2 separate regions of the Homo sapiens genome follow, and region 2 is linked to region 1. A link is an interaction called in ENCODE POLR2A ChIA-PET data of the cell type or tissue named here. Cell type or tissue: GM12878. All regions are shown on one strand. Links, peaks and the distances in the headings refer to the core of each region. The heading gives the core; the rest is flanking DNA. Region 1 overlaps PTPRJ (protein tyrosine phosphatase receptor type J). Region 2 has its middle 6.4 kb from the start of PTPRJ.

Region 1 (2,809 bases), core at 161-2,660:
CTCCTAAGTAGCTGGGATTATGGGTGCCCGCCACCACACCTGGCTAATTTTTGTATTTTTAGTAGAGACGGGGTTTCACCACGTTGGCCAGGCTGGTCTCAAACTCCTGACCTCAGGTGAGCCACCCACCTCAGCCTCCCAAAGTGCTGGGATTACAGGTGTGAGCCACCACGCCCAGCAGCTTAACCTTTTGTTAAGGATTCTGGGCTGGGCTGTGGCCAGTCTACTCTCCTACCACAGAAGAGTAAAATGCCCTGCACCCAGCCCACACAAGGTTTTAAAACAAATCTAAGCCTACTTTAGCAGTGATGAGATTTCCCATGAAATGCCAAGATTTCCAGATTTCATGAAGAACTGCATGATGGGCTACCTTGGGTCCACATTCTCAGGCTGCCCATGAGGAGAGAGGACAGTGTGGATTAGGGGGACAGGTAGTGCTCTGCAAGCCATGTCACTCTTCAGTCCTATATCTCCACTGTCAGAGAAACGTCTTTCAGTGTCCATGCCTCTGTGAAAAGCACAAAACAGAACAACAAACCAAGACGGCCTTATGTTTCAAGAAAGGTGAGACCACTTATGGCTCAGTAGTAGCTAAGATGTTTCCTTTATCTCTAATATGCAAGCCCCATGCAACTGGGAAGAAATACTATTAACACTGGATGCCTTTTTCTTTCACTAGAGGAGCCTCCTTCACTTCCACTCACTGCCTGGACCCTGGAAGCATCTGGACCCTGGAAGCATCTGGACCCTGGATGCAGGCAAACTTGGGACCTAAGAGCTCTCCGAAGCAGTTTTGTGGGGAAAAAGAAACAAACCTGACAATACTGCAGCCTTCCCTGGAGAGCAGACAGGCCCTGCACTGAAGATTTTTTTTTTTTTTTTTTTTTTTTTTTTTTTGGAGACAGAGTCTCACTCTGTTGCCCAGGCCAGAGTGCAGTGGCATGATCTCTGCTCACTGCACCTCCACCTGCCAGGTTCAAACAATTCTCCCGCCTCAGCCTCCTGAGCAGCTGGAACTACAGGCATGTGCCACCATGCCCAGCTAATTTTTTGTATTTTTAGTAGAGACAGGGTTTCATCACACTGGCCGGGCTGGTCTCGAACTCCTGACCTCAGGTGATCCACCTGCCTCAGCCTCCCAAAGTGCTGGGATTACAGGCGTGAGTCACTGCACCCAGACGACACTGAAGTTTTATTGTGTTGGGGAACAGGGAGGGGATTCAGTTCCACCTTATTAGCAACAATACGGAGATTCTAGCCCCATCCATATCAGGACCAAGTTGTTCATCTTGCATGATGGCCCTCCCTTTTATGGGAAGACTCTATATCCTGGGTTCTTACCCATCCTCAGCCCTTTCTGGCTATATTTTAAGGGTATTCCGGGCCGGGCGCGGTGGCTCATGCCTGTAATCCCAGCACTTTGGGAGGCCGAGGCATGCGGATGACAAGGTCAGGAGATCAAGACCATCCTGGCTAACACGGTGAAACCCCATCTCTATTAAAAATACAAAAAAAAATTAGCTGGGCGCGGTGGCAGGTGCTTGCAGTCCCAGCTACCCTGGAGGCTGAGGCAGGAGAATGGCGTGAACCTGGGAGGCAGAGCTTGCAGTGAGCTGAGATCGCGCCACTGCAATCCAGCCTGGGCAACAAAGCGAGACGCCGTCTCAAAAAAAAAAAAAAAAAAAAAAAAAAGGGTATTCCAAGACCCATCCAAATCAGGCCATTGTCATGGAGCCTTATTTCAAACCTTGAAAAGGGCCCTTTAAAAAGCCTTCCCTCTCATGCAAAGGCATTAAGAATGACACAGTGGACTTCGGGGACTCAGAGGGAAAGGGTGGGAAGCAGGTGAGGGATAAAAGGCCACAAATTGGGTTCAGTGTATACTGCTCAGGTGATGGGTGCACCAAAATCTCACAAATCACCACTAAAGAACCTACTCATGGCCAGGCACGGTGGCTCACACCTGTAATCCCAGCACTTTGGGAGGCTAAGGCAGGCGGATCACAAGGTCAGGAGATGGAGACCATCCTGGCTAACACAGTGAAACCCTATGTCTACTAAAAATACAAAAATTAGCTGGGCATGGTGGCGGGCGCCTGTAATCCCAGCTACTTGGGAGGCAGAGGTTGCGGTGAGCCAAGATCGCACCATTGCACTCCAGCCTGGGCAATAAGAGCGAAACTCCGTCTCAAAAAAAAAAAAAAAGTCCTAACATTCAAGTCAAGCCCCAGTGAGGCTCATGGCCACAGCAGGAAGACAGCAGGATACTGCCTTTCCAAGTCAGAGATAGGGTTTTAGGTATTGCCTTGGGCTGAAAGAGAGCTGGATCCAGCTTTACCTGCTCCTCTCACACCCTCTGTTCCAGCCAACTGCCCCTTTCCCAGGCTTACCAAAGACCTTAAGCACCTTCCTCATGAGAATCAGTTTTCCATACTCTACCATCAAGTGTCTAAGTCACTAAGCCTCTGTTGACTGTTGCCCTGAGCCAAATGCTGTGGACACAGTAAGTAAGACTCGAACCTTCCACAATGACCTCATCATCTACCAAGGAAGACAGACCTTTCTCAACAGCTATGTCATAAGGGCTGTGGTGGAGATGCAGGGTGAGTGCTATAGAAGCTGAAAGATGTGATTTATTCCAAATTTACAGAGTCGGGAGGGTAGCCGACTTCAGGGAGAATGTGCCTTTTGTCCAGAGCCTTTTGAAGGATGAGTGGGGAGTGGGATTTCCATAATTGGGGGGATGAGCATTCCAGGAAGAGGAGCAGCATGAGCAAATCAGAGAGGGAAGAAAGTGCAGCATGTCTTG
Region 2 (2,809 bases), core at 110-2,609, 53 kb after region 1:
CAGGCATAATGGTGGATCCCTGTGGTCTCAGCTACTTGGGGGGCTAAGGTGGGAGGATCACTTGAGCCCGGGAGGCAGAGGTTGCAATGAGCCGAGATTGCACCACTGCAGTCCAGCCTGGGTGACAGAGTGAGACCCTATCTCAAAAAAAGGAAAGAAGGCAGGGCACGGTGGCTCATGCCTGTAATCCCAGCGCTTTGGGAGGCCGAGGCAGGTGCAGATCACCTGAGGTGAGGAGTTCGAGACCAGCCTGGCCAACATGGCAAAACCCTGTCTCTACCGAAAATACAAAAACACACTGGGCGTAGTGGTGCATGCCGGTAATCCCAGCTACTCAGGAGGCTAAGGCAGGAGAATCACTTGAACCCAGGAGGCAGAAGTTGCAGTGAGCCAAGATCGTGCCATTGCACCCCAGCCTTGGCTACAGAGTGAGACTCCATCTCAAAAATAAATAAATAAATAAATAAATACAGACCACTTATCAGGTACCCACTGGATGCCAGCACTCATCCAGGTACTTTACATCCATTATTTCTACTCCTTACAACAATGCTGTATAATAGGCATCATCATCAGTATTTTACAAATAAGGAAACTGAGTCTCAGGCTTACTTACTTACACAAGGTCACACAGTTTCAGACTGGCAAAAACCAGGATCTAAAACTATATCTTTCTTGCCACTATGCCATGATGTTCCTCCCCTTGACATTTGTAGACAAGTTAACATAAAGTGATCTGTGTTGGCTCTTATTTCTTATATTATTACTCTCTTGGGCCTCCGTTACCCCAATTTTAGAATGGGAAGGGATAGAGTACAAGACTTTCTTCTTCATCCCCCAAGAACAGGGAATAGGAGAGGCAACTATGTTTAACAAGTCCACTAACCCACCAGGAGGCAGCTCTGCTGAGCACCAGCCTAGAACCAGGTCACCAGCCCCGCAGGGATCCCATTCAGCCTGGCAACCCTCAGTGTATTTTAAAAGCCACCATGAGCAAACCATTCTCCAAAGCCCTCCTAAGCGGAATGGAATGTTTCTTGGGAGTCTGATTAGCTAATGTTGCAGGCATGGCTGCCCTGAGACCTTTCTGCCTCACAGACTGAACTGAATCAGAATGGAAAGGAAGACTTTTAGAAAATTCTTTAAAAAAAAAAAAAGTAGCACTTCATCTTTATAATAGTAACAGGATGTTTCCTGTGGACTAATAACTGGGCTGTGGTTAGAACTCCATGTTTGTCCACCAGACCTCAGTTCCTCTCTAAACACTGTCTTAGTCACCTGCCCATGCACAGAGCTCGGGAGTGCCTTGGCAGTCCTGTTCTTGTTTCTCATTTCAAGCATTTGCAACATTAAGCATTTTCCCAATTCTTTTCTAGTGTGTGCGTGCCTGCGTGTGTGTGTGTGTGTGTGTGTGTGTGTGTGTGTGTGTTGAGATAAGAAACAAAGTTTGACTTCCAAAGAGATAGTTGCATGCCAAACCCCAAAAGCAAGAGACTAGAATGCAACCCAGTCAGAACCCAACAATCATATTTTAACCATAAATTTCCCCAGATTTTCAATGCAGGGGAATAAAACCCTGTAACGTCTGGGAGAGCAGAAACAGGGCTATTGCTGTCAAGGGTCCCCACCCTGTCCCCATGTCAGAAACCCACTGGCCTCTGTGCCCCAGCCCACCTCCTGAGCTGTTAGGATCTGAGTCAAACCCCCAGTGAGCCCAGTACCTGCATGTCTGGCAGGACAGACCCAGGACACAGGGTTTCAGGATATCTGAAAACACAGGGAGTGTGTGACAAGGAGAGTCGAGGCCTAGAGGGCAAGGAGCTTTTGTCCAGGGCTTGAGAACAACTTCTATACAAAGCCTAGAAGTGAGCTGGGCATGGTGGCTCACGCCTGTAATCCCAACACTTTGGGAGTCTGAGGCAGATGGGTCACCTGAGGTCAGGAGTTCGAGACTAGCCTGGCCAACATGGTGAGACCCTCGTCTCTAGTAAAAATACTAAATTAGCCAGGCATGGTGGTGCATCCCTGTAATCCTAGCTACTCAGGAGGCAAGGCTGGAGAATCACTTGAATCCAGGAGGCGGAGGTTGCAGTGAGTTGAGATTACACCATTGCACTCCAGCCTGGGCTACAAGAGTGAAACTCCATTTCAAAAAAAATCAAAGCCCAGAAGTGGCAAGCAGTGGGCAGGAGGCAGTCAAGCCTGCAGCAGAACCATCACCTCAAACAAAGAAAGGACTGAGAGGTACAAAGACAAGAAGGGCGCAAGGCCAGAGGCCCACGGCTTCTCTGCATCTGGGTCCTCCAGGCTTGTTAGAAATAAATTATTTTTTTCCAGACTTGAAAAGAATGTTCTTTTTTTTTTCAGGCTGAAAAAAATTCTTAATCACATTGTGCTGGCTGCATAGAACACCTCGGTCTCTAAATTAACTTGGACCATTTGTGTCATGTGGAAAAGTACCTGCAATCTAAATAAGCAAATGAAAATTATATATGGTAGCCAGGCACGGTGGCTCACACCTGTAATCCCAGCACTTTGGGAGATCGAGGCGGGCAGATCACTTGAGGTCAGGAGTTCAAGACCAGCCTTGCCAACATGGTGAAAACCCATCTCTACTAAAAATACCAAAAAAAAAAATTAGCCGGGCGTGGTGGTACATGCCTGTAATCTCAGCTACTTAGGAGGCTGGGACAGGAGAATCGCTTGAACCCCAGGAGGCAGAGGGTGCGGTGAGCCGACATCGCGCCATTGCACTCCAGCCCAGGCGACAGAGCGAGATTCCTTCTCAGAAAAATTTGAAAATAAATAA

Evidence for each region. ChIA-PET counts read pairs that join two places held together with the same protein. Peaks named below come from ENCODE experiments on the same cell type or tissue, not always from the same donor. Only the 100,000 strongest peaks of a DNase experiment are listed, where the experiment ranks them.
Region 2: POLR2A ChIA-PET joins it to region 1 with 5 read pairs; 9 of 35 experiments call an interaction of 5 or more read pairs at or near these places.

What each region holds. Positions count from the first base shown.
Region 1 is chr11:48,025,880-48,028,688 of GRCh38, reverse strand. The region is part of intron 1 of PTPRJ (protein tyrosine phosphatase receptor type J); the gene reads right to left. Among named protein-coding and RNA genes, the nearest start is that of PTPRJ, 47 kb to the right of the region's middle. RefSeq lists an enhancer at 1-109. In GM12878, for the core only: no CTCF peak of the experiment used is centred there; no DNase peak of the experiment used is centred there.
Region 2 is chr11:47,972,802-47,975,610 of GRCh38, reverse strand. No RefSeq gene overlaps it. Among named protein-coding and RNA genes, the nearest start is that of PTPRJ, 6.4 kb to the left of the region's middle. RefSeq lists enhancers at 287-946, 947-1,606. In GM12878, for the core only: no CTCF peak of the experiment used is centred there; a DNase peak (open chromatin) is centred at 1,268.